2 separate regions of the Mus musculus genome follow, and region 2 is linked to region 1. Evidence: chromatin contacts called from ENCODE Hi-C or POLR2A ChIA-PET data. All regions are on one chromosome and are shown on one strand. Each heading gives the region's core, a stretch centred on a gene start or an enhancer-like site at or near the end of the contact. The rest is flanking DNA. Distances are from core to core; before and after follow the strand shown. Region 1 holds the start of Scfd2 (Sec1 family domain containing 2). Region 2 has its middle 91 kb from the start of Lnx1.

Region 1 (6,097 bases), core at 2,719-5,218:
CACCAGGCGCTCCACCTCGCCGGCCGACATGGCCGCCCCACGCACAAGTTAAAGGCGGCGGCCAACAGCTCTCTCAACCCCTTTTTCCAGCCTCGCCGTCCCAGGGCGCGAGAATGGGAGGGAAGCCGCCGGTAAGCGAACGAAGAGCGCGAGACTCAAATCTGGGGCCAACCTCGGTGGAGGCGGCGACCCTGAAGAGTCAGCGACCGATCCGTCTGCGCATGCGCCGCAGGCACCCAAGCGGCGCGGCGTCTCTAGGTGGTTACGCTTCCGCGGCGGCGGGCACCTGGGCCTCTCATTGCGCAAGCGCCGCGCGATTGGCTCCTCCCCCTCCCCGCCCCACCCCAAGGATTCTAGCTTAGCTTCTCAAGAGTGGCTTTCTCTGGGGCTTCTGGTCTTCTTTGAAGTTCCCTTCCCCCAACCTTCCTCCCACTCCCCAGTTCCCTTTGCTACACCATTGTTCTTTTCTGTCCCTGTTGCCTTTCTCCCTCCACTAGTCTATTTTAAAATCCTGAAGGCCAGCATCCCGCACGGGTTTGACTGAACCACAATTGTCAATTCGTCGAAATTTTAACAACCAACAAAAGAAAAATTTAATATATAAAGGATGCGTTCTCTTTGTTTAAAAAATTATTAGTATTGGGCATAGTGGCACTTGGTAGGCAGAGACAAGTCACCCTGGTCTACATAGTGAGTTCCAGGATAGCCTGGGCTATACAGGGAGACTCTGTGGCCGGAAAGTTTTATTTAAGTTACTTAAACTGGTCATCTGAGTGGAGGGAACCTTGGTTGTGAAAATACCTCCATAAGATCGGGCTGTAGACAAACCTGCAGGGCATTTTCTTAATTAGTGATTGATGAGGAGGGTCGAGCGTTAGACTTTATCTGTATCACTTGATTCCTCGTTACCTGAGTAGATCACGAGGGTTTTAATTCTTCTTAGTTTTGAACTCTTGTTTGCTATGCCCTGTTCCCCTGTAGGAAATTCTTAAATTGTTTCAACTTCTGTGTACAATTTCCTCGTAAAAATCTTCCCTGAATTCAACAAATATGTATGAAAGTCTACCCAAGTACTAGGAACTCTTCAAGACTATATAGATTGGCGGTTAAAAAAAAAATCCTTTCTTTCATGAAGCCTTTATTCTAATGGAAGATGATAGACACATCATGTTGATAAGGATTTAAAAATAATAGTAGCTGTAAAAAGACCCACGGCCAAGTGATTAAAAGGGAGGTATAATCTAATATCACGTGGTAATTAATTAATTAATTAAAATAAGTAGATCCCTTAATGGAGAAGGGCTGTAAGCTCTGTGGGTTTCTGCATGGGGGCTACTTGACAAGGAGATTAGGAACATGCAAAAGGCCCAGAGACAGAGAAGTTCCAGGCACCCAACTGCATTTGGAGTAGAGTGAAAGGCAAATGTAGATAAACTGAGTATGCAGATGGGGTGAGCAGGGTTGGGGTGAGGGGAGTAGAGCAGAGCTAAACTCTCTTTTAGACCACAAGTCTTATTGACTACATAGCCACTTTCCCCAGAATCTTCACTAGGCCAAATCTGCCTTCGTCTTGTTTAACTTTCACTTCCATCTGTTGTATGGTGCACCATATCCTTTTGGCCTTTGATACTATCTGCTTGAGAGTACCGTGGGCAGTTACCACCACCACACCGTGGTTAGCTCCATTCTCACTGTTAAGTGCATCTAAAGTAAAATTGGGTGGTTTCATGAGAGAGTTGATTGTCTTTTGCAGAGTGAATTGCTTTTCTTTCCAGTCTGGAAAAGAGTTTGTCTTTCAAATCATTGTCTAGACAAAGAGTTTAGACATCAACAACGAGTTGATTAATGAATGGTGGTGAATGCGGTAGGAGGCCTGCGTGGTGGAGGTAGCACTTGAGCTAAGCTTTGAAAATGATTTCTACAAAGCAGAGAAGCTCATAAAGCTCTAATGACCATCCTTCAAAGCCTCTTCCTTCCTTCTTTCCTCCTAAACTGAATCCTTGTATGGATATGCTTCCTTGGTTAGGATTAATCTCTCCATTTGCCATGGGAAACTTTGACATTAAATAATTTGACTATTTTATAGACTGTCTCTTGCTTCTTATATTATGAACTCATCTCACTACAATATCACATTTATCCTGAGTATACTTATTTGCCATCTCATTATTTATTGCTGTTCTAAGCAATGATGATGGTGATGTTGCTGCTAACCCAGGCCTGGCAGTGCATCCTGTCCTTCCAGGTCCTCTGGAGGCCAGGGCTAGAGCTTGACTCAGGCTAGCAGAGTAAGACTCCATCTCAGAACAATGTCAATAATAATGATATCATTTAATATGAAGTATACTTTTTTTTTTTGAAACAGGGTTTCTCTGTGTAGCCCTGGCTGTCCTGGAACTCACTGTGTAGACCAGGTTGGCCTCGAACTCAGAAATCTGCTGCCTCTGCCTCCCGAGTGCTGGGATTAAAGGAGTACGCCACCACCTACCACCACCCGGCTGTGAAGTATACTTTTGAGAAGTAATGAAAAGGAGTGCTTAGCTATAAGAATTAGACAATGAATAGATTACTGCTCAAATCATGCCAAGAGACCAGGTATGGTGGCATATGCTTTAGGGAGGTCAAAACCCAACTGTATACACACACACTCTCTCACACACAGAAACACACGAATAAAACTTTAAAATGAAAGCAATTGCCATGTGTCACAACTAGATGAATGATGTTAGGTGAAGTAAGTTAATCACAATAAAGCAGATAGTACAGGGACCCAATTATAAGACCCACAGTGCCAATGCAAAGAGAACAGGATTAAAGTAGAGGCTGACAAATGCTGGGGGGGGGGTGCAGGGAGCTGAGGTTGAGGGTGGCAATTGTTATTTAAAGGGTATATAGTTTTGAAACTATTTTGATTTTGCAAAATAAAAAGTTCCAAAGATTGGTTGTACAGCAGCATGAATGTTTTTTAATGTTTCCGAACTGTACATTTTAAAATGACTAATGGTGGACATGGTGGCACACACGTTTAATCCAAGCACTAGGAAGGCAGAGGCAAGCAGATCTCTGTGAGTTTGCAACGAACCTGATCCACATCATGTGTTCCAGGACAGCTAGGGCTGCACAATGAGATCCTGTCCACACATACTCACACACACACACACACACACACTCACTCACACACACACAATTAGAACAGTAAATTACTAAATTTTTTTATCTCATGCATGTTTCCACAATTAAATAATAATAATAATAATAATAATAAAACAGGTTCTAAACTGAGATGTGTAGATCAGTATATCTATTCCTCAACCCAATTCTCATCTTAGTAGCTGTGAAATGGACCCCAAAGCCTTTTGACTGTGTGGAGACAGGATCTCTCTGTCTCTCTCTGTGTGTCTGTCTCTGTCTCTCTCTGTGTATGTGGTGTGTGTGTGTGTTGGGGATGGGTGATTGTGCGTTTTCCACAATTGGCACATGGAGGACAATTTTTCCGGGTCCTGTTTTTCTACATTGAGTCCGAAGGATCAAACTCAGGTCATACGACTTGTGTTGCAAGCGCTTTTAGCCTTATGAGCCATCTTGCTGGTCCCAAAAGGTATTTCACGAGGCTGGAGTGCACCAACGCAGAAGATAACCTACACAAGACCAACTATTACGTTGCAGTAGTTGTTTGGCTTCTCCAAGTTCAGATGGGGGAAGTACTTTGCTTCAGACCAGGTTTTATTATTCCCGAGAATTCTTAACCTGGAGGAAAAGGTGATGAGAGCTGACAAGGGAGGGACGAACAAAACCCATTTCAATTCTTTCCTAGAAAGCTGCTGCCTCCAGCTTTTCAGGGACTATCGACCCTGTAAGCACATTCCGTTCCTCCTTCAAGTGCAGACGTTCCTTCCGCCAGCCCGCGCGCCTGATCAGCCAATGAGCGCCTAAGACGTCATCACCGCGCGCGCGAACGCCGAGCGTCAGAGACAGGCCCACGTGTACTGTGTTGACTGTCAAAGTACTCAGTACCCGGAAGCCCTGCGTTCTGACCTGAGTTCCCGCCCGTACGCCGGTGAGACCCCTGGCCAGCTGGCGATACGGGATCATGAGCGCCGCGGGCATACTGGCCTTTGCCCAGCAAGGCTGGGAGCAGGTGCTGGCCAAAGTGAAGTGGTCCGTGGTCTACCTGGACGCTGCCTGCGCCGAGAGCCTGCACTGGAGCTGCGGATCCAGCCGGCTTCTGGAGGCGGTGAAGGGTCCTGCGTGTCACCTGCGGGAATTTGAACCCCAGGCCATTGGCGGGGGAGCCAAGCAGCCCCGGGCGGTTTTCGTTTTGAGCAGCCCGCTGAAAGGCCGGATCGTAGACACTCTACAGAGTATCATTTGCCGCAGTCACTTTCAGCACTGTGTGGTGGTCACAGCCGTGAGCCACGCAGTCCACCTCACTGCTAACCACGTACCGGCCGCTGCAGCGGCCGAGCTCGAGGGGCAGCAGCCGGTGTTCGAACAGCTGGAGGAGAAGCTCTGTGAGTGGATGGGCAACGAGAACTATACGGCCGAGGTGCTCCACGTCCCGTTGTTTCTCGCCCCTGTTGCCTCCCATCTCGCTTTTACTCCAGCCTTTGCTACCCTCTTCCCACTGCTACCTCAGGATGTCCACGCTCTTAACAGTGCCAGACCCGACAAGAGGAGGCTGAGCAGCTTGGGTGAGGTGGATGCCACTGCCCTAACCCCAGAGCTGCTGCTGTACATCAGATGCCTCGTGTCAGGCCTCAGTTCTCTGTGTGAACATCTAGGGGTACGAGAGGAGTGTTTCGCCGTGGGTCCCCTCAGTCGGGTCATCGCTACAGATCTGGCAAATTATGCCCCCGCCAAGAACAGGAAAAAGACTGCTACAGGCAGGGCTTCTGTGGTCTTTGTGGATAGAACTCTGGATCTCACAGGTAGGTGGCATTTCTGGGAGTTGTTCATCTTCACTCTCCTAGCTAGAGGATCTGTTCATTGATTCAGCATATGTGTTTATTGGCCTCATATTGAGGTTGGCAATATAAAGATGAACTAAAAGAACCAGCCCCTAATTTGACAGCATCTGGAGTTAAGTTTTGTCTAGTGGAGAGTGGACATAGATAAAGCACAATTTTATTTGTTAAATGCTGTAAGCGGGCAAATATGGCTTTAGTGTGCGTTGCTTTTGATAAAACAACCGGGCCTAGTCCAAGAGACTGGAAAAAATGAGATGACCTTGACATGGAGGGAATTGCCATCACCTGAGACTCTTAGACATTTCCAGATACCAGTTGTCTTAATTAGGGTGTCTATTGCTGTAATGAAACACCATGGCCAAAACCGACTTGTGGAGGATAGGGTTTATTTCCTTACACTTCCACACCATAGTCGATCATTGAAGGAAATCAGGACAGGAACTCAAACATGGCAGGAACCAGGAGGCAGGAGCATAAGGCGGTAGCGGTCATAGAGGGGGTGCTGCATACCATGCTCCACATGGAATGACCTTCGTTTGCTCCCTAGTACCTACATGGTGAAAGGAGAGCACTGACTTCCTCCAATTGTTCTCTGATCTCCACACACACAGTGTGACTTGCACATGCACTGTCCCCCACACATATACAAATAAATAGGTAAATGTCTTTTTTAAAAAGTGAAACTGAATGTACATATGAGAAGTTGGAAAAAAGAATTGTAGAAAATATTTTCAAATGTGCATTGAAGTTTGTATAGCAACCTCAAATTGCAGCAATGTAATAATTATTTATACCTGCGAGGAAGAAATCTAACCTTAAAATAGGTGAAGAAAATTCTGATTCATGATGTGAGCACTTATTTTTAGAGGTCACCTTTGTTTTATAGTTAAGTAGATATAGTTCAATAATAGTATGTGCTAGCTGTTCAAGGTCACTGAGAACAATCAGAACACTGGTCTAAGCCAGTATTCCCTTTCCAGGTTAGAAAAAAAAAATGTTGAATGATGTTATAAAAACCAGTAAGAAGTATATTTGAAATTTTAATTAGATGAGTTTTAAGATCATAAAATAGAGAGTAAACTAAATGGCAGTTCTGAGGAAATGCTACTGGGCGCAATCTTTTGAGGGTG
Region 2 (6,125 bases), core at 3,050-5,549, 260 kb before region 1:
GCCTGACTCAGAGCTTGAACAGCCAGCTACACTGTTAACAGTCGGAGTTTCCAAAGCGAACACAGGACCACCTGCCTGGTTGATGGTCCATTGGCCCCCAGCTTGTGGAATTTGTGAAACAGCTCCCTCTGCCGGGCTACTACTGCATTTAATGCTTTCTGTGTCAGAACTTGGGAGAAAATAGATGGACCTGGAAAGTATTACCTTAAGTGAGGTAAAAGAGTCAGAAAGACAAAATCACATGTGCCCTCACTCCCTCCCTCCCTCCCTCCCTCCCTCCTTCCCTCCCCCCCCCCGACCCCCAGATCCTAGCTTATGATGTTTCTGTGTGTGTATAAGTGAGGCTGAGTGTGGATAGAAAGTAGATGAAAGAGAGGAGAGAAGCAGGGGGAAGGTGCTGAGGAAGGATGGAGCAGAAGGCAGCAGAAGGCAGGAGACAGAAAAGCAGAAGCGGGTTATGGGGAGTGGGTGGACGGGTGCAAGGGAAGTCAGGCAATGGGCAAGAAGAGGGAAACAACAAAATTTAAAACAAAACAAAACACATGAACAATTGTTTTGACAATGCCACAATGATGCCAGGCGTGGTGGTGAAGGCTTTTAATCCTAACACTCAGGAGTCAGGGGCAGCCAATATCTGTTAGTTCAAATCTAGCCACATGAGAACTTATTTTTTTAAATGTTATAATGAAACCTAATACCGCATGTGCCATATATATATATATACATATATATGTATATATATATGATATGATATATTTAGTTGAATATATATATATTCAACTATAAAAAATCACTAGTTACCAACTAAGAAACTGGCTGATAGAATTAATGAGTCAAGTAAAGTGTCTGAAATGAGACCACTAGGGGTGTTTCGGTGGGGGCTCTCTGGGATTTTGCAAATCCTTTCTGGGTGGTCCCTTACCCCTCTGCTTCTAGGTCATCCATCACTGAAGAAAAAGAAGCAGCAGCCCTGACCCAGGAGGTTCAGGATGATAGAGTTTCAGCATCTTCTAGGAACAAATACAACCCAAAATTCACCTCTATGGGAAGCTGACATGTGTGAGAGGGTAACGGTGTCTGAGGCAGGCCAGCCAGAACACATTTCCTAAGGAGCCTTCTGAATGGAAGGTGTCTTAGAAGAGAAGGAAGGCAGCTATCCTGAGAGTCTTCTCTAGAGATAAGGTGAGCTTCCAGGCTTGGACCAAAGAAAGCTGGTGACCATGTGGAACCAGTCCACACCTGAACAGAACCATTCAGACTCATTTCTTTCGTCCTGCATTCTCCTGTTGTGTTACTGCAGTGCTAGGGCAGAAGGGAGCTGCAGAGGTAGGGGAGGGGCAAGGCGACCCTACCGATCTCCAGGTCAGTCATTCAAGTCTTAGAGATGGGATGTACATTCCTGTCAGTCAGGCCAGAGTGGTGACCACATGCCCACCATTCACTTATGAACCATACTTAAGTGTCATCTGTGTTACAATTCAAAGGAGTCTGCTTACCTTCTTCCTTACCACAAGCATCAGGCAAAAGGAGACCAAAACAGGAAATACTAATGATGGCTAGGTTGTAGAATGTAGCCAAATGGGCTTAGTACAATCTCTCTCTCCCCCATCCTGAACTCACTCCCACAGCTACATGGTCAGCACCTTCTGGCAACAGCCATCTTCTAGAAACTACACTCAGGCTCAGAAGGGAGTGACCCACCCCAGAAAAGCAGCTGAGTCACCCTGTCCCAGTTTCCCCTTCTGAACTCCTCCTGACTCCCCAGTCAGATAAATCATGCCTGCTCTCTTGGGGAGACATGAGTAAAGGGCGGTGGGGGAGGCCAGGCATAGTATTCAGTACCGTAGCTCAAATCTTGGGCACCCGGGGTTTCCAGAGAAGAGAGAGCGTGGGGCAATCTCTCCTGGGAAACCACTGTGTATATATTCATGCCCCTTCCCTCAGCCACAACACAGATAAACCCCAGTGCTCAGCACCCAGACCAAAGCAGAGCTTCAGTTGTGTTTCCAAAACTCCTTGCTGCATCTGCCCCAGCCTTTGCAACAGCTGCTTTCTCTTCATCCCCTGCTCTAGATTTCCAGCTCTGGAAAGTCAGGGACCATAGCCACTATTTTAGAATTCGGCACATAGCAGATATCTCAGGACTGTTAGGGATGTTTGGATGAATAAGGAATAAAAGCTCCATACAGGTAGGATGCGAGAGTTTGAGCATGAAGTGTCGCCCCCCCCCCCCCAAAAGAGGTTCATGCACTGAAGGCTTAGACCCCAACTGGTAGTGCTATTCTGGTAGGTTCTAGAAGCCTTAGGAAGTAGAACCTATATGGAAGAAGTGGGTCAAAATGGGTATGCTCGTGAGAGCTATGACAAGTCCCCAGATCCCTTGTCACTTCTGCTTTCTGGTTAGACATACATGATGGTACCACCATGACCCACGTTTCTCCACAGAACCAAGTAACCATGGACTGAGCCCTTTGAAACCGTGAGCCAAAAGAATCCTCCCATTTAAATGTTTCCCTTAGGTATTCTGGTCCTGGCACCTAAAGTTCTAACATATAGGTCCACCCAGTCCCACCATATATATGCCATTTGATTCTGTCTAACGGTAAAGTTGCCTTAGTTCTAAGGGGAAGAGTGTACCATCCTAGAACAGAAATCCCTGAGGGTCCCAGACTCAAGAGACAATTGGGGTCAGAACTAAAATCTTCAGGAAGCTAAGAGTTCCCAAGTGACATGAGCCCTCCCTGCTCCCTGCAGCTGGCACTGGCCCTAGCCTGAGTACTGGCCTCTTATAGGCCTCTTCTTGTCTACATATGGTTTCAGCCTTCCTCTAGGGGGCTTAGAACTTAGGCTCGGGGCTAACAACTACATCTGGGAGGCTCTAACCCAGAGAAACACAAAGACCTCTTTCAAAGTACAAGTACTGAAAAAAAAAATATAATCTCAACACTTCCTCCGTATGCGTCATACCTTTTTTTTTTTTTTTTCCTGATGTCAATAGCATGTTGGCCGATTGGGTCTCAGAGACCATGTTAGGATGAACACTGGTTGCTGTGTTTAATTAGAAGGGCAAAAGATAGAGTAGCTTGGACTTTGAGCAGAAAGAAAACCAAGAGGAGGAGCTATGAGGCCTGGCAGATGTTCTCTGACACAGTCAGTCCCTGCCAGCTCTGGGCCCTGTCCCACCCCTGTAGAAATTCTGGCAAGTCCTATCGTTATTTTTTCTAACCTGTCATTATCTGTCTCCTGGAGGTAATAACTTCAAATTTCATAGGACTGTTCAGTGAAAATTAAACAAAAGGAAACACATCGGATACTTTCTATAGTACTAAACATATAGCAAGTATCTGGCACCAGTATTTTTGAATCATAGACATTGCTTTATTGTTTTTTGCTTTGCTTTAAGATTTGCTTGTAAGATTCTAGAGAGAGGCAAGCGGCCAAGGAGAAAAAGATGATTAACAGTTTCCAGGGACCCATGCTGAAGTAGTGGTAACGCTGGAGTGACCCCTTGCTGGGGCACAGATGTTCAAGCCTCCAGATGTTCACACTGGACTGGTTTTCTGTATGTAGCACAAAGGAGCTGAAACCCAAACAGGTCTGGGAAACTTGTACAAGCACAAAGTCAGTCGGGAGCACAGCGACAGTCTTAAATCAATTGCAAATAAAAGCCCCAAGAAGGAACTCTACTACCGCCTGCACCCGCGGTAACCTGGAAAGCTTGCTTCTGCTTCGGGTTTCTCCACATTATACAAAGGAGTAGGAGAGAGAGAAGTGGGGAAAGAGGAGGGGTGAAAGATGGGGAGGGGAAGGATGGAGAGGAGGAAGAGGAGAAGAGAGGGGGAAAAGGGAAGATGGAGGAGAAAGAAGAGGGGGAAGAAAGCGGTGGGGGGAGACTTTTTAAACATTCCTCCCCCAACTTCCTGCCTCCTGGAGAGAGGAGCCAGCAGCCACCAGAGATCTTAGAGGGACGCCTTGTGTCTGGGCCACCACGGGCAGTCAAGGAGCCTTGCTTTTGGTCCTAGGGGAAGCTGTCCCTTGAGGAGGCTGCAGTGTGTCCACCAACATGGTTCAATGAGGGCAGTAGTTTGCACACATGGGGAACCACTAGGAATGACAGAGTCTAGCCCCGGGGCTATTTTAGGCCAGACCCAGAATTGGAGTCAGTGGAGGTTTTGTTTATGTAACATCTGCTCAAGGCTCTTTGGAGCAAATAACCCAGGCTTCCAGGCCTGCGCTCGCTCAACGAGCAGGGGCGTGGCTTCGAGCTTCCTGTTGTTCTTGGCACTGCTTCCCTGCTGTTGTGGCTCCTCTCCCAAAGCTGTTTGCTGCCTCCTAGGCTCAGCGCAGTAGCTTTCTCCTTAGATCCCTTTCTAGGGTCAGGATAGCTTGTAAGTAGCCATGAAGCTAGAGGAGATGGTACCGCAGGGACTATGCTCCAGGGAGTTGCTTCCTGACCCCCGGGTGTCCTGGCCACTTGTCAGCCTCCCCCTGCTTCACAGTGCCCGCCCGATCTCTTACTTGAACAGCTTTCATGACAGGTCTGGCATGCTAGACAAAAGATTCTGTTCTGTATTCTGAGAGCACAGATCTGAATCACGACCTGCACCTGATCCTTGCGGTCTGGAATTGTCTTTACCTGAAAAGCATATAAACAGGACTGTTTCTTGGTGTCCTCCTGCGATTGGCTCCAGTACCCAGTGGATACTGAGATGCAAGGATGCTCGAGTACCTTCTGTGAGATGGATAGTGTTTGCATAAAACCCACGCAATCTCCTGATTACTTGTTTCACACAAATCAATGTAAGTGCTGTGAGTAGCTGCAGTTATTGCTTAGGGGAAAATGACCAGGAAAACAGGAGTGTACATGTTTAGGACAGATGCGGTTGTTTTTCATAAACATTGTTGTCTGTGTTTGATTGACCCCATGAAGGCAGAGCAGACACAGTGGGTTACCGTACATATTATAATATACACTAATTTTCTTTGTTTCAGGCCTTCTCAAGGGCATGAAGACTGTAGCTTTCTAAAAATCCAGATAATGTAGGTACTGTGTATTTTGTCATGAACTCTTTGTATGTCTGTGTGTGACAATTACGTATGTGTATGCATATCTATAGCTATCTATATTTATATCTATCTATATATAATGTATTTTGACTAAATTCACTCTCCCCCATTCTTTCTTGTCCCCTCTTGCTGAACTCCATATTCCTTCCACCCAGTCCCTCTCCTACTTTCCTGACATTTTTTCTGTTCTTCCTCCCCGTCCCCACTCACAACTTACTGATTTTAATCAGCATTGTTTACATGAGCTTGGATAGGAATACTATTTCCTAAAGTCTGGACGACCTACCTGTGGCCAGGAGGAAAATCCCCTCCCCTCCCCTCCCCTGATACCCTGTTAGCTGCCAAGAACTCCTCAAGGAAGGCTAGGCCTCATGAGGAGGCCTCCCTCCCTTACAAATGATGGACCACTGATGGGCCCTCAGTGGGCAGGTAACCATGGCTACAAGTTTATGAGTACAGTGGCCATGTCATCCTGAAGATTGGGCTTCGCAGCACTCTTCCTCATCTTCTGACTTACATTCTTTCTAGTCCCTGCTCCATGATCCTCTTTGTGCCTTGGAGGGGGAAATACAGATGTGTGGATACACACAGAGGATAGCACTGTCAGAACGCCCCACTGCCTCAGCCGGTGGCAGAGGCTACTGCCTCACTCTCAGCATCTCGGAACAGGAAGCAACTCAATGTCCCACCAAAGTGAAACAGATAAGTAAACTTAGCTACACTCACACAGCATCTCATATACTCATACAGAATACTCTGCCTCTGCAGAAAAGAATGTGTCACCCATGCCCTCAACTGTACCCATGTCTAGATCTGTACCCATGCCCACATCTGTACCCATGCCCACATCTGTACCCATGCCCACATCTGTACCCATGGCCGTATCTGTATCCACACCCACATCTGTACCCATGCCCACATCTGTACCCATGCCCACATCTGTACCCATGCCCACATCTGTACCCATGCCCACATCTGTACCCATGGCCGTATCTGTATCCACACCCACATCTGTACCCATGCCCATATCTGCGCCTGTACGAGCAGGATATGAATGA

The links. Hi-C counts contacts between places; a loop is a spot of excess contacts on that map. ChIA-PET counts read pairs that join two places held with the same protein, here RNA polymerase II (POLR2A).
Region 2: a map of heart shows a loop between it and region 1 (2.4-fold over the local background). The contact joins the enhancer-like site here to the promoter of Scfd2 in region 1. A Hi-C loop is called at or near these places in 1 of 37 maps with a recorded cell type or tissue (heart). POLR2A ChIA-PET finds 5 or more read pairs at or near these places in 1 of 5 experiments (Patski).

The regions. Positions count from the first base shown.
Region 1 is chr5:74,529,613-74,535,709 of GRCm38, reverse strand. It overlaps Scfd2 (Sec1 family domain containing 2), which reads left to right and starts at 3,968. Exons shown (of 9, transcript NM_001114660.2): 1 at 3,968-4,928. The coding sequence starts at 4,091. It overlaps Fip1l1 (FIP1 like 1 (S. cerevisiae)), which reads right to left and starts at 219. Exons shown (of 18, transcript NM_001159573.2): 1 at 1-219. The coding sequence starts at 30.
Region 2 is chr5:74,790,570-74,796,694 of GRCm38, reverse strand. No RefSeq gene overlaps it. Among named protein-coding and RNA genes, the nearest start is that of Lnx1, 91 kb to the right of the region's middle. Within about 2 kb of position 4,299, at least 1 of the 3 ENCODE cell types and tissues checked has a DNase peak (open chromatin) inside an H3K27ac peak, as active enhancers do; it is heart, where a contact is called at or near this core.